Linked DNA regions of Mus musculus: region 2 is linked to region 1. The links are chromatin contacts, found by Hi-C or POLR2A ChIA-PET in ENCODE. All regions are on one chromosome and are shown on one strand. Each heading gives the region's core, a stretch centred on a gene start or an enhancer-like site at or near the end of the contact. The rest is flanking DNA. Distances are from core to core; before and after follow the strand shown.

The links. A loop is a pair of places that touch in the nucleus more often than their neighbours do. ChIA-PET counts read pairs that join two places held with the same protein, here RNA polymerase II (POLR2A).
Region 2: a loop to region 1 is called in a map of T-helper 1 cell, with 3 times the contacts of the local background. The contact joins the promoter of Ndufb1 here to the promoter of Ppp4r3a in region 1. A Hi-C loop is called at or near these places in 1 of 37 maps with a recorded cell type or tissue (T-helper 1 cell). POLR2A ChIA-PET finds 5 or more read pairs at or near these places in 1 of 5 experiments (embryonic stem cell).

Annotation. Positions count from the first base shown.
Region 1 is chr12:101,080,186-101,086,014 of GRCm38, reverse strand. Ppp4r3a (protein phosphatase 4 regulatory subunit 3A) reads left to right here and starts at 2,313. Exons shown (of 15, transcript NM_211355.2): 1 at 2,313-3,286. The coding sequence starts at 3,145. It overlaps D130020L05Rik (RIKEN cDNA D130020L05 gene), which reads right to left and starts at 3,564. Exons shown (of 2, transcript NR_038050.1): 1 at 1,516-3,564.
Region 2 is chr12:101,972,460-101,978,288 of GRCm38, reverse strand. Ndufb1 (NADH:ubiquinone oxidoreductase subunit B1) reads left to right here and starts at 2,551. Exons shown (of 3, transcript NM_001378525.1): 1 at 2,551-2,629. Cpsf2 (cleavage and polyadenylation specific factor 2) reads right to left here and starts at 2,315. Exons shown (of 15, transcript NM_016856.3): 1 at 2,155-2,315.

The DNA of each region.
Region 1 (5,829 bases), core at 1,064-3,563:
AAGTTAATGATCTATGGTATATGTCAATTAACAGTTGCTCATTTTATTCAATAAACTGAACAATATGTTCCCATGTTCTTGTGTATATCCAATACATTAGCAGATAGGCTCTTTAAATTGCTCTGATAAAAGTTCTCTCTCTCTCTCTCTCTCTTCTCTCCCTTTTCTCTCTCTCTCCTCTCTCTCTCTCTCTCCTCTCTCTCTCTCCTCTCTCTCTCTCTCTCTCCTCTCTCCTCTCTCTCTCTCTCTCTCTCTCTCTCTCTCTCCGAGACAGGGCTTCTCTGTGTCCTGGAACTCACTCTCTAGACCAGGCTGGCCTCGAACTCAGAAATCTGCCTGCCTCTGCCTCCTGAGTGCTGGGACTAAAGGCGTGCGCCACCACCGTCCGGCAAAAGTTATCTCTTGATGGCAAGAAAGTTGTGAATAAAAAGAACAAAATGTGGCGAGCCACCAAGCTGCAGTCTGCTTCTGGAACTTTGCTTTTCGCCCCACAGGTGAACTTCTGGTCTGCAAATAATCTAGGGTTGGTTGTGTGCACTGGGAGAGAAGGCAAGATTGCTTCACATTCCTCTAACTAAACAGATCCCATGTGCCCTGCTTTGCTTTGTCAAATTGACACAGCCTGGTGTCATCTGAGAGAAAACATTTGGTTGAGGAGCTGCTAAGGTCACTGCCCTGTGGGGATATTGGGGATGTCTGGGGGGGGGGGGGCTTGTTAGTTGACGTAGGAGCACCCAGCCCATGGCAGGTGGCAATATTCCCTGAGTAAGGTTGTCCTGGACTTTATAAAAAAAAACTAAGTATGAGGGGAGCAAGCCAACAGGCAACATTCCTCCATGGTTTCTGCTTCAGGCTCCTGCTTTGAGTTCCTGCCCTGATTTCCCTCAGCAATGGACTGTGACCTAGAAGTATACGCCAAATAAATTATTTCCTCACAGTACTTGTTCCCAAACACAAGCTGGCAATTCTGAAATTCTGAGAAGTACAAATCCTGGTGTACCCTGATTCAAAGTCTCTAAAGGACACTTTATAGAGGAGAGGAAGACCCGGATCATAGCAATTTAGGAAAGCTCTGGAAGACACAAAATAGTTTGTAAATGATTTCCATCATCAGAATAAGCCAGGAGACAAAATACTGAGACTGGCTAGGTGTGTTCTATTGGGTTCTGTACTCCAGCAAAACAGTTTCAGAGGGATGAAAGCAACAGTTTCTTCTTTGATGGGTAAAGAGTCAAGGCAGATAAGAAACTATTCACTGTGTAAGCTCTGCTAGTCAGTCTCCAAGGGCCTTTAAAAAGGTGGTTCTCAACATGTGGGTCTCGATCCCTTGGCGGTCAAACACGGGACACAGCAGATATCCTGCATATTACAGTTACGAAGTAGCAACAAAATGATTTTATAGTGAGGGAGGGGTCACCACAACAAGAGAAACTGTGTTATAAAAGAGTCAGAGCATTTTAGGAAGGTTAGAAGCATTGCTATAAAATAATCAGCATAGAGGGCCATACTGCTAACCTGCTCTGCTTGGAGCTCATGGGCTCCATCTAGATGCTTGAAAGGATTGCATTCTGGTATTTAGAAACAGCAACTGCTTTGTTTTTACATGCTTCCGAGTTTTGTTGGTGAATGATTTCAGGTATGTCTTTGCGAGCACTTGTCTCTGGTGTGGGTTAAGAAAGATCCCAGCTTCTCGCATACGTTGCTTCAGCCAGTCAGAGCAACATTGTGAGGCTGTGTTTCAAAAAAAACAAAAAAACAAAGAATTTCATCTTATTCATACAGTACGGCATTTATCTTTGCAAGCCCTTCAAGATGTGTTTTGTTATTTTGTTTAAAAAAACAAACAAACCAGCCTAGGGCTACAGACGATCAGCTTTGATAACCGACAGAGAAAGGGAGATAACCGCTGATTATTGTGAGGTGAGTGCTCAGAATGATCCCGGGGAGCAGTGCCACGCGTGAACACCGCGTCGAGGGTTTTAGACTTGCCCGGCCATTGCGTGCCTCACTGCATCCCGCCAACCTCGCGGTCCAAACGGTCCTCTCTCAGAAACTTCTCTATTTCAGGCCAAGGGAAGAAGAGGAGGAGGAGGAGGAGGGCGGGGGGAGGACGAGGAGGACGCCAGCAGCCCGCGCCCCCAGGGCCGACTGCAAAGGTCCTCCCTAAAGCGTCCGGAGAAGGCTCGCACGGGAAAGGACGAGCTCCGGGATCAGAGTCCAGTCTGGCTCCAGAAGCCGCCAACAGACTCCACACCCCTTCCCCGCCCGGAGCCGAGGTGATGACGAATTCAAAGTGCGACGGACGCACACGCAGCCCGCGCTTGCACGACAGTACGCGCAGGGCAGCGCGAGGGAGTCCCGGTCCGTCACCGGCGCGACTCGCGTCCCGCCTCCTCCGCTCCCGCCACCCCCGCAGCTCCGCGCCCGCCTCGGTGCAAGGCCTCGGCCGGAGCGAAGCTGCCGGCTCCCGTCTTGTCGCTTTAAGTGGTGGGGCTTGCGGGCCGCCCCTGCCGCTACTGCCTAGGTGGCCCCGCGCGCCGCTTTTGAGGGGCGAGCCAAGATGGCGGCGGCTTTGGCTCTGTGAGGAAGACGGAAGAGGCGGCGGAGTAGGGAAGGCGGCTTCTAAGAAGAGCCAGGGGTTCTCGGGTGGCCAGAGGCGTTCGGAGTCTCCCGGGAAGTGCTACCTCACCGGCTTCGGATGCTTTAAGCGGGAGGAGCGGAGCGGGGCTTCCTGCTGCAGCGGCTGGGCCAGGTACAAGGGAGGAAAACATGGCGGCGGCGGCCTGAGGAGGCGGCGGCGCGGGAAAGCGGCTCTGCGGAGGTCATGGTGGAGGCCGGAGCGGGTCTGTGAACCGAGCCGCACCTCGTTGGAACGGCGGGCCGGTAGGCTGCGTAGTGCTGCGCGTTCCCTGTCGGGGCTGCTGGGCGGCCGCGCTCGCTCGGCCTGGACAATAGCGCCGGGGAGAAGGAGACGAGAGAAGGCGGCGGCCCGGGGCTCGGACCCGGGAGCGGGCCATGCGAGCGGCGGCGCAGCTCCGCGGCGGCCAGCGGTGGCACTGAGGTCCCGGAGTTCCCCGTTTGCGGCCGCCCGCCTTTTCTGGACACTGTCCCTGGGCCACTCGGGCGGGGCCCCCGGCCGGCACGATGACCGACACCCGACGGCGGGTGAAGGTCTACACGCTCAACGAGGACCGGCAGTGGGACGACCGGGGTACTGGCCATGTGTCCTCCGGCTACGTGGAGAGGCTGAAGGGCATGTCCCTGCTCGTCAGGGCGGAGAGCGACGGTAAGTGACCCTCACTGGCCCCTCTCAGAGCAGTGGCGCTCGGACTGGGACGGCGGGAGTGCGGACGGGAACGCCACGGGGTACCCAAGTCCGGTGGAGCTCGGTGGAGAGCATTCGGGGTGTCCATCCTTAACCCGAAAACCTTGTGGCGTTGGGATTTCGAGCAGAGCGGAGCACGTTGCGCCGTGCTGCCTTTCCAGTGCAGAAAGGTCGGAGACCTGAGATCCTCTTTCCCCGGTGGTTTTTGCACCGTCGTGACCTTGAGAAAGGCATTTAACGGAAACGATCTGCTCCCCCCCCCCCCACACACACACACCCCTTAGTTCACCAATCTGTAAAGCAGGCATAAAACCTTGCTTGGCGCTCGTAAAGTTCATAGCTGTTGCACACTTTGAGAAAGTTCTGTTCTGGTGGGATTGTTGTTGTTTTAAACCTTTTCCACCATATCTTTCAGATTTTAGGGTCTGCAATAAGGTCTATAAATCTGGCAGTTCCACCAGACAGAGAAAATGCTGCTTTGGCTTTCGAGGACACACATGTCTTGACCGGGGTTGGTTGTCTTTTTCACAAGAAAGGGAGATGATTATTATTGTTGTTATTGTTTTGTATTTTGAGACAGGGTTTCAGTATGTAGCCCAACTATCCTGGAGCTTGCTCTATAGACCAGGCTAGCCTTGAACTCAAAGCTTGCCTTCCTCTGCCTCTCCAGTGCTGGGATTAAAGTGCTGCCACACCTGGCTAAGAAAGAAAGACTTTGTAGGTCTTCTGTGGGAACTCGTGAACCTTTGGAACATTTTATTGCAAGCTTTTCTGATTGTTTAAGCGTATGGTCCTTAGTTGGTTGAGTTGGCTGGTGGGGAGAGGTATCTTTTAACACTTGAACAAGTCCTTCTGCTTTCACCTCAAGTCTATTGAAACAGTCTTCAGTGTTCAAAGATAAGGTTGTTTGAAATAACGGTTTCACGTTTTAAAATATTCCTTTCTTAAGGGTTTGCATTCTCTGAATTTCACTCTTGGAAGAAAATACATATTGGCCAAAACTTCAAATTGTTTTTGGAGCAGAAGTATAGTTACCTTGTTGCATTAATTTGCAGTTTTACAGTTGAGAACTATTTGTAGCTGTTTCATGTCTGAAATATTGCAAATTTATTTCAAAGATTTTTTTTTTTCCCCTCTTTTTTGGACTAGACTCAGAACTCATTCCACAAAAACCAAGATTTTCCTGTCTGTGGTTGAAGACTGTAGAAACATTGATTTGAATTGAAGAATGGTTAACTTGGAGTATAATTATAAAGATTACCCCAAATAAGTTACCACTGGTAAAAAGTTACTTTCTAACATGAAAGGCAGGCAGTTTCTGGTGACTTGGAGGCCAGCCTGGGTCTACATAGAGTCCTAGATCAGCTGCAGTTACATAGTAAGACTTGGTCTGAAAATTTTTTTCTGATTACAACAGGTATATTTTCAGAGCTGGGTTCTTATTTGGCTGCTAATATACAAGTTAAATGTGTTTGTGACAGTCACGTAATCACCTCTGCATGTTTGTACATGTGGAAACTTTCCTTACAGTAAAGTGGAAGTGTGGGTTTCAGGGTTAAGCTTATTGTGAGGATGGGCTAACTGGGAATGGAATCCACACAGGGACTTGAGCATGCTAGGCAGTGCTCTACCACTGAACTGCCTCTAAGACCCAATGTAATTGTGAGATTTAACTAGATGTAAGCTTGAATTTCAGAACTAATACATGTAACCATACTCACACCAGTGTGCTTTATTTGATTATGCAAAGATCCTTCTGGTTTTTTGGAAAGAGTCTCCTGTAGTACCAGACTAGAATCAAACATTGTGTGTAGCCCAAAATATGGAAGTTCACGATCCTCTTGTCCCTATCTTCCCAATGCCTGGGATCATAGGTGTACTACTACATCCAACCTGTTTTGTTTTGGAGCCATTATCTAGCTATGGCTGGTCTGCAACTCAAAGCGATTCTCCTACCTGAGCCCCTGAGTGTTGGATTACTGCAGTGAACTACCACAGCCAGCCAGTTTTACAAAGGCCTTTAGACAGGATAAGCATGTAGACTTTCTGGGTGGTGGTGGCGCACGCTTTTAATCCCAGCACTTGGGAGGCAGAGGCAGGCGGATTTCTGAGTTTGAAGCCAGCCTGTCTACAAAGTTCCAGGACACCCAGGGCTATACAACAAAAGTCTGGTGTTTTATACCCTTTTATATTTTATCACTTAGGAAATAGCCTCTAAGCCCCTTTCTTCCATTTGGAATTTTGAAATTCTAATTTATTAGAACAGGTAATTCCTCTCCCCGCACCCCCCCACCCCCGCCCCAGGAGGGAAAAGAGTTAAACATAATTACTGAACTACCCCTTTATATTTGTGTTATGTGGAAAGGTAATTTTGAAGAATGGATTTAACCTGGGTGTGGTACCTTACTCCTAATTCCACCACTGAGAACACAAGTTAGGAGAATCTCAAATTCAGGGATTACATAGTAAAACATTTTCACTAAACAAGAAAGAAAAAAGGGGCT
Region 2 (5,829 bases), core at 1,302-3,801, 890 kb before region 1:
AGTTCAATCCTCTGCACCCACGTGATGGAAGAAGAGTGCCCACTCCACCAAGCTGTCTCTGTGGCCTTCATTTGTCTGCTGTGGTAGATGTGTGCCTACACACACACACACACACACACACACACACACAAAACAACCTTTAAAGGTATCTACTGCCCTAAGAGGGAAAAATAAAAACAAGTAAAAACAAGTAACTGAATGTTTTTACAGGGAGCGAGGTGAGGAGGAAGCAGGAGCTGCCTGAAACCAGTTTACTATTCTCTCAAGGTCTGGCTCAAAGTTTCCTCCTTTCTCATCCTTCTTCCATTATTAGTCTAGACTAATGTGAGCCACAGATGTAATTTAAAAATTTCCCAGCCACATTTACAGCAAAAAGAGGTAAGGCCTGGTGTTTTAACGGTGTCAAATCATCACTTCAGCAGGTCGTCATTTAATGAGTCAGTTTCCAGGGTTTTTGCACTGTGTTCGGCGTGTACTTTCCAGTTCATTCCCATTCAAGCCAACCTCATTTCAAGCGCTCAATACTGCATGTGGCCACTGTAATAGCAGAGGTCTAGACTCCCAAATAATGCTTTGGGCTGGGGAACGTTGTGGTTTTGCCACTGCGTAAGAGCAAAGTTGGCACCACCCTCTTTTTATGTCCATGTCTCAGACCGATTTCAATGGTATTACCAACCATCAAGTTTCGCAGACTAAAAACCATTCACCCACTACCAGTAAACTGGCAGTCACAGGTGGAACCCTATGTAGGTGGCATTTGCTTCATTTCTTCAGGTGGTTCTTCTCCTGCCTCAGCGAAGGTTCTTGTTGCCTTACCTGAATGGCTGACACTGCATCTAGTTTTCTTATCTCAGGTTGGTCCTGCATAGCCTTATATGCCAGATCATCCTAAGACATAAATACCTCCTGCCCACTCCCTGCCAAGTGTGCACCAGCTTCCTGCTGACTAAATGCAAGACAAGCTCCAAGACCACTCACAAGCCGACCTAATCTGCACCTTCAGTCTGCACCAACCACTCTTCCAGTTTTTGATTTGTTAAAAATCTCCCCAACAGTGCTCAGCCTTCTCAAGTTTTTAATCCCTCTTCTGCACCCAGGAATAACTTTGTTCTCCCAGGCTTAGCAAATTCCTCTTGATCTGGCTCAGGTGCAAGCTTTTCATTGTCCCCAGGTAAAGCTTCATTACTTAGCACAAAGGAGGCAGGAGGAGTGTTTGCCAAGGGATGATGATTGTGTCCAAAAGCGATCATCTTTGCATCTCCCAAACCAAGCACAGTGCTCGAAGCAATAGAAATAAATGTGCTGAACGCACTGAACCCACCATATCGGGAATTCCCCCAGGGCAGTGACTTCGACTACCTCTGCTTCATCTCGAATATATACCAGATACTTGCTTTCTCAAGAATGATCGTTCACGCTGAGGTCAACTAATGAGAAATACGCAAAGACGGATCTGGACTAGTCCTGGGGCTCACAGTGGGAGAAGTCTCTCTTTAATCGTTCAGGTAAAGAAAGGCTTTGAAAGGGGCAAAGGAATCGTAAAATTAAAGGGTAGAAAAGTAGGCATAGATGATGCTTAAGTTCTCCTTGTCACAGGGGCCAGAGTACTGGGGCTGGATATGGCCTGACTTCTGGTTTCCTGAAAAGTACGTAAGCAAGGAAACTAGGAATGGGATCTTGGGAAACGTGGTGATTGTGGTAGCGCCGAGAGAAGTTAATTCTATCAAGGCGTGGCATGAGCCTCTCAAGGGTCTTTGGAATTAAGGAGCTACGAAGGCACCTGCTGGCCTCGTGTTCTCTGAGCCCAAGATGGGAAAGGCAGAGATGGGGAGGCTTGGGGAGTACGGCGGTACAAGGGGAAAGAGCCCAGGCTGGACGCGGATTAACTTTTAGCTCCAGCTGATGAAAGCTCAGAGGAACTAGACAGGAGGGAGGGCAAGGAGGAAGCATAGGCGCGCCCCAACACCCCGAGGTTTCAGCCCGGGGAAAAGTCACTTCTCTTCCCCCTTGCGGAACGCTTGTTCCAGGAACCACGGAGACTGTCACAACCGAAACCGCGGGAGCGCGTCCGGGCGACACCGGGCCGACGCGGGAACCCATCCCCTTGAGGGCCTCCTCCCAACCCGAAGGCTCCTTTCCGTCTCCCGTCCTCACCTGCCAGGCCAATCTCCCCCCGGCACCGTCCGCCGCCCTTCCCAACCCCTAGTGGAACGCAGGTCGGAGAGCGAGCAGAGCTAGCGCGCGCTCAGCGGCGGAGAGCAGCCGGCAGGAGCCCCTGTGTGGTGGCCGCCATCTTGGGCCTGAGCAGAGCGGCTGAGGCGGGGACGACCCGGGCGACACCATCTGTAGGGGTGGTGACGAACCGGGTCAGGGAAGAGGACAGCGCAAAAGCTCGCAAACCTTGTCAGCCTGGATCCACGTCTTATTCAAAACGTGTCGCGATCATTCACAGCTTAAGATGTACGGGATTCGCGCGTGAGAAGGGAGAGAGAAGCGCCGGTTTGCCGACGCCACCCCCTCTCATCAGGGCTGGCGCGGCGAGTGGCAGCTCCTTAGGTCACGGCTTCCGCCGGCGCCAGTGGCCTAGCTCCCTGCGGCTGTCCTTGGTCGCCTTGTCACCAGGCTGAAGGTGGGTCTGGGGACCCCGGCGCCACCCGTGGTGGTGATGCGGGCGGGAGGGTTCTGGGGAACGCTCGCATGGAGGGGAAACAGGGTCGCCTTCGGTGACCCCTGCGCGCTGCCCGCCCCACGCCTTTTACAAAGACTGCTCTGGGGACGATCTGATGGCCTGGCTCTCGGGGGACTCGGAAGGGTTCTCAAGGATCCGACTCTTGAGCCCACAATAGGGAATGCAGCTCCTATCCAGAAGCGGGGCGCGGTCGCCCAGGCGTCTGTCTCCTCGTCCAACTCTCCTGATTGTGAAACCCGCACGTAGCCATTTGCCTTTTAAAAACAAGGCTTTCTGCTTGGTTTCCAGTCCGTGTTATGATCTCAACGGTTTCGGTTTTGCTCCATCCATTCCATATCTTAGGTGACACTTTGTAATAATTATAAAGAACTGTGGGGTCCAGTCCAACACAAGGTATTATCTCTTAAAAAGTCTACATGTGCCTGCAGTGGTGGTGGCGCATGCCTTTAATCCCAGCACTTGGAAAGCAGAGGCAGGTGGATTTCTGAGTTCAAGGCCAGGCTGGTCTACAGAGTGAGTTCCAGGGCAGCCAGGGCTTTAAAGAGAACCCCTGTCTTGAAAAACAAAACAACAAAAAAAGTCTACATGTTTCCAGCATGAATCCAGATAGAAGACTCAGCAAAATAAGACTCACAGCAGTGTCTGTTATTCTTGAAAAGGGAAAGAAACTTTAATCCCAGCACTTGGAAAGCAGAGGCAGGTGGTATTTAAGGGAAATACCTTGTGTTAGAGAAAAATATTAAGAAATATGTGGGATGTGGGGTTAGTTGTTTTTTGTTTTTAAAAAGTCTCACACACACACACATGGAGAGAGAGAGAGAGAGAGAGAGAGAGAGAGAGAGAGAGAGAGAGAGAGGCTCTGCAAAGAAGAAAAGAGAGGAGGAGTTATTTAACTGTTTACCTCCGTACACAGGAGAGAGAGTAGAACAAAAGAGCTTAAGCCTGATCAGGATACAGATTGTCTGGGGACTATGCTAATCCTGACTCTTTACCCTATACTTAAAGCAAGTTACTTTGCCACAACTAAATTTGGATTTCTTCATCTGAAAAAAAAAAAAAGCCCCAATCTTGAGACATGGTTACTTAAATCTGCAGTCTGTGGTGAGGAGTATATGAATTAGCTATGACGCAGAAACGCCTCGTCCATGTGGCCTACATCTGTAACTCCAACTACTTTTGAGGATGAGGCAGAGGGATAGTAAGCCAGAGCTTCACAGTAAGACTGTCTCAAAAAACAAATACAAAACAAACAAACAAAAGATTCAGTTCTTGTTAAAAGCTTGCCCAAAAAAAAAAAAAAAATTGGATCACTTTAATATTAAAAAAATAAATGACCAAGCCGGGCATGGTGGCACACGCCTTTAATCCCAGCACTCGGGAGGCAGAGGCAGGCGGATTTCTGAGTTCGAGGCCAGCCTGGTCTACAAAGTGAGTTCCAGGACAGCCAGGGCTATACAGAGAAATCCTGTCTCGAAAAACCAAAAAATAAAATTAAAAAAATAAAATAAAATAAAAATAAATGACAAGACAGAGTGTGTGGCTCTGATACGGTGTGTGCTTTTCAAAGCCAAGGCTGCTTCCCTCCTTCTCTCACCCCCTTCTGTCTGCCTCCCCCCCCCTCTTTTTCTTGACACAGTTTCTCTGTGTAGCCCAGGCTGGCCTTGAACTCAGAGATCCTCCTGCTTCTGCCTTCTTAGTGCACCACCACTGCCCAGCCTCCCAATTCTTTTTTTAAAAATACCACAGTACCAGGCAGTGGTGCACAGGGGAGGCAGAAGCAAGCAGATTCCTGTGAGATCCAGGACAGCCAGGGCTACAAAGAAACACTCTTGAAAAGCAAAGCAATAATGCTATATTTTATTTCTGAAATAAAAACAAAATTCTTCTTATGGCCCCACATGCAGAAAGGCACCTAGAGCTAGAGAGATGGCTGGGCTCAGGGGTTCACAGTGCTTGCTGCCTTTCCAGAGGATCTGAGTTTGGTTCCCAGCTCTCCACTCACAGCTCACATGTTGGGTGGCTCACAACTCCAGTTCCAAAGGGCTGTGATACCTTTGGCCATCTTGGGTTCCTGTACGCATATGCACAGGCACGCGCGCGTGCACACACACACACACACACACACACACACACACACACACGTACAAAACGTTAATAAAAGAGACTATTAATATGTGCTCTCATAAGCACCCGCCAGGAGTATAGTCCTTAAGCAGTTAGTTGGCCCTGTCCTATTGGTAACATTCTTAGCTCACCCACACCAAACCTGAAGTGCAGCTTGTCCTGGTCCTCACTAGATGAAGCTCTATGGATTTAGGTCCATGACCAAGACCCTCGCTCTAGTTCCCCTCTTACCCATTTTCTGGTGAATCATTCTGACTCACAGATGTCCACTTTTGCCCTCCCTGCTCATGTCCTTGCAGAAAGACATCTCTGTAGATGATGTTCACTGCATTGCTTCCCAAGCCAGTTGAGGAGCTACTGAAATATGAGGTGCCTCTCTGGGACTAAGGGTTTCTCCTATGGATGATACTCCTTCATGATGGCTGTGAATTCTGTGAAGCATCTGTTTCTTAGTACCATTGTCATTATACCTCCAGTCTGTAGAAGTCCATGTGTGGCAAGAGGCCCATAAGGCTTCCCTCTTTTCTTCTTTTCTAAGTAAAACCAGACCAAACCCATCTATGCCAATAGTAATGACTCATAGCCTACAGGTAGCTGTGAGCTTATTTTAAACTGCTATGAGCTGGGAATCCTCAAGTACTTGTTAGTGCAAAAATGCTGTCTTAACAGCTGTATAAACAAGGAAGCTAAGGACTTTTTTTTTTTTTTTTTAAACATTTGTGTGTTTGGGCATGCATTTTCTTTTTTGTTTTTTGTTTTTTTTCAAGACAGGGTTTCTCTGTGTAGCCCTGGCTGTCCTGGAACTCACTCTGTAGACCAGGCTGGCCTCGAACTCAGAAATCCGCCTGCCTCTGCCTCCCAAGTACTGGGATTAAAGGTGTGCCCTACCACCGCCTGGCGTGCATGAATTTTCACGCCACAGCACACTTGCTGGTGCAGAGGGTAGCAGACAGCTCTCAAGTGTCAGCTCTCCTTCCATCATGTGAGTGCTAGGAATCAAGTGTGGGTCCTTAGAC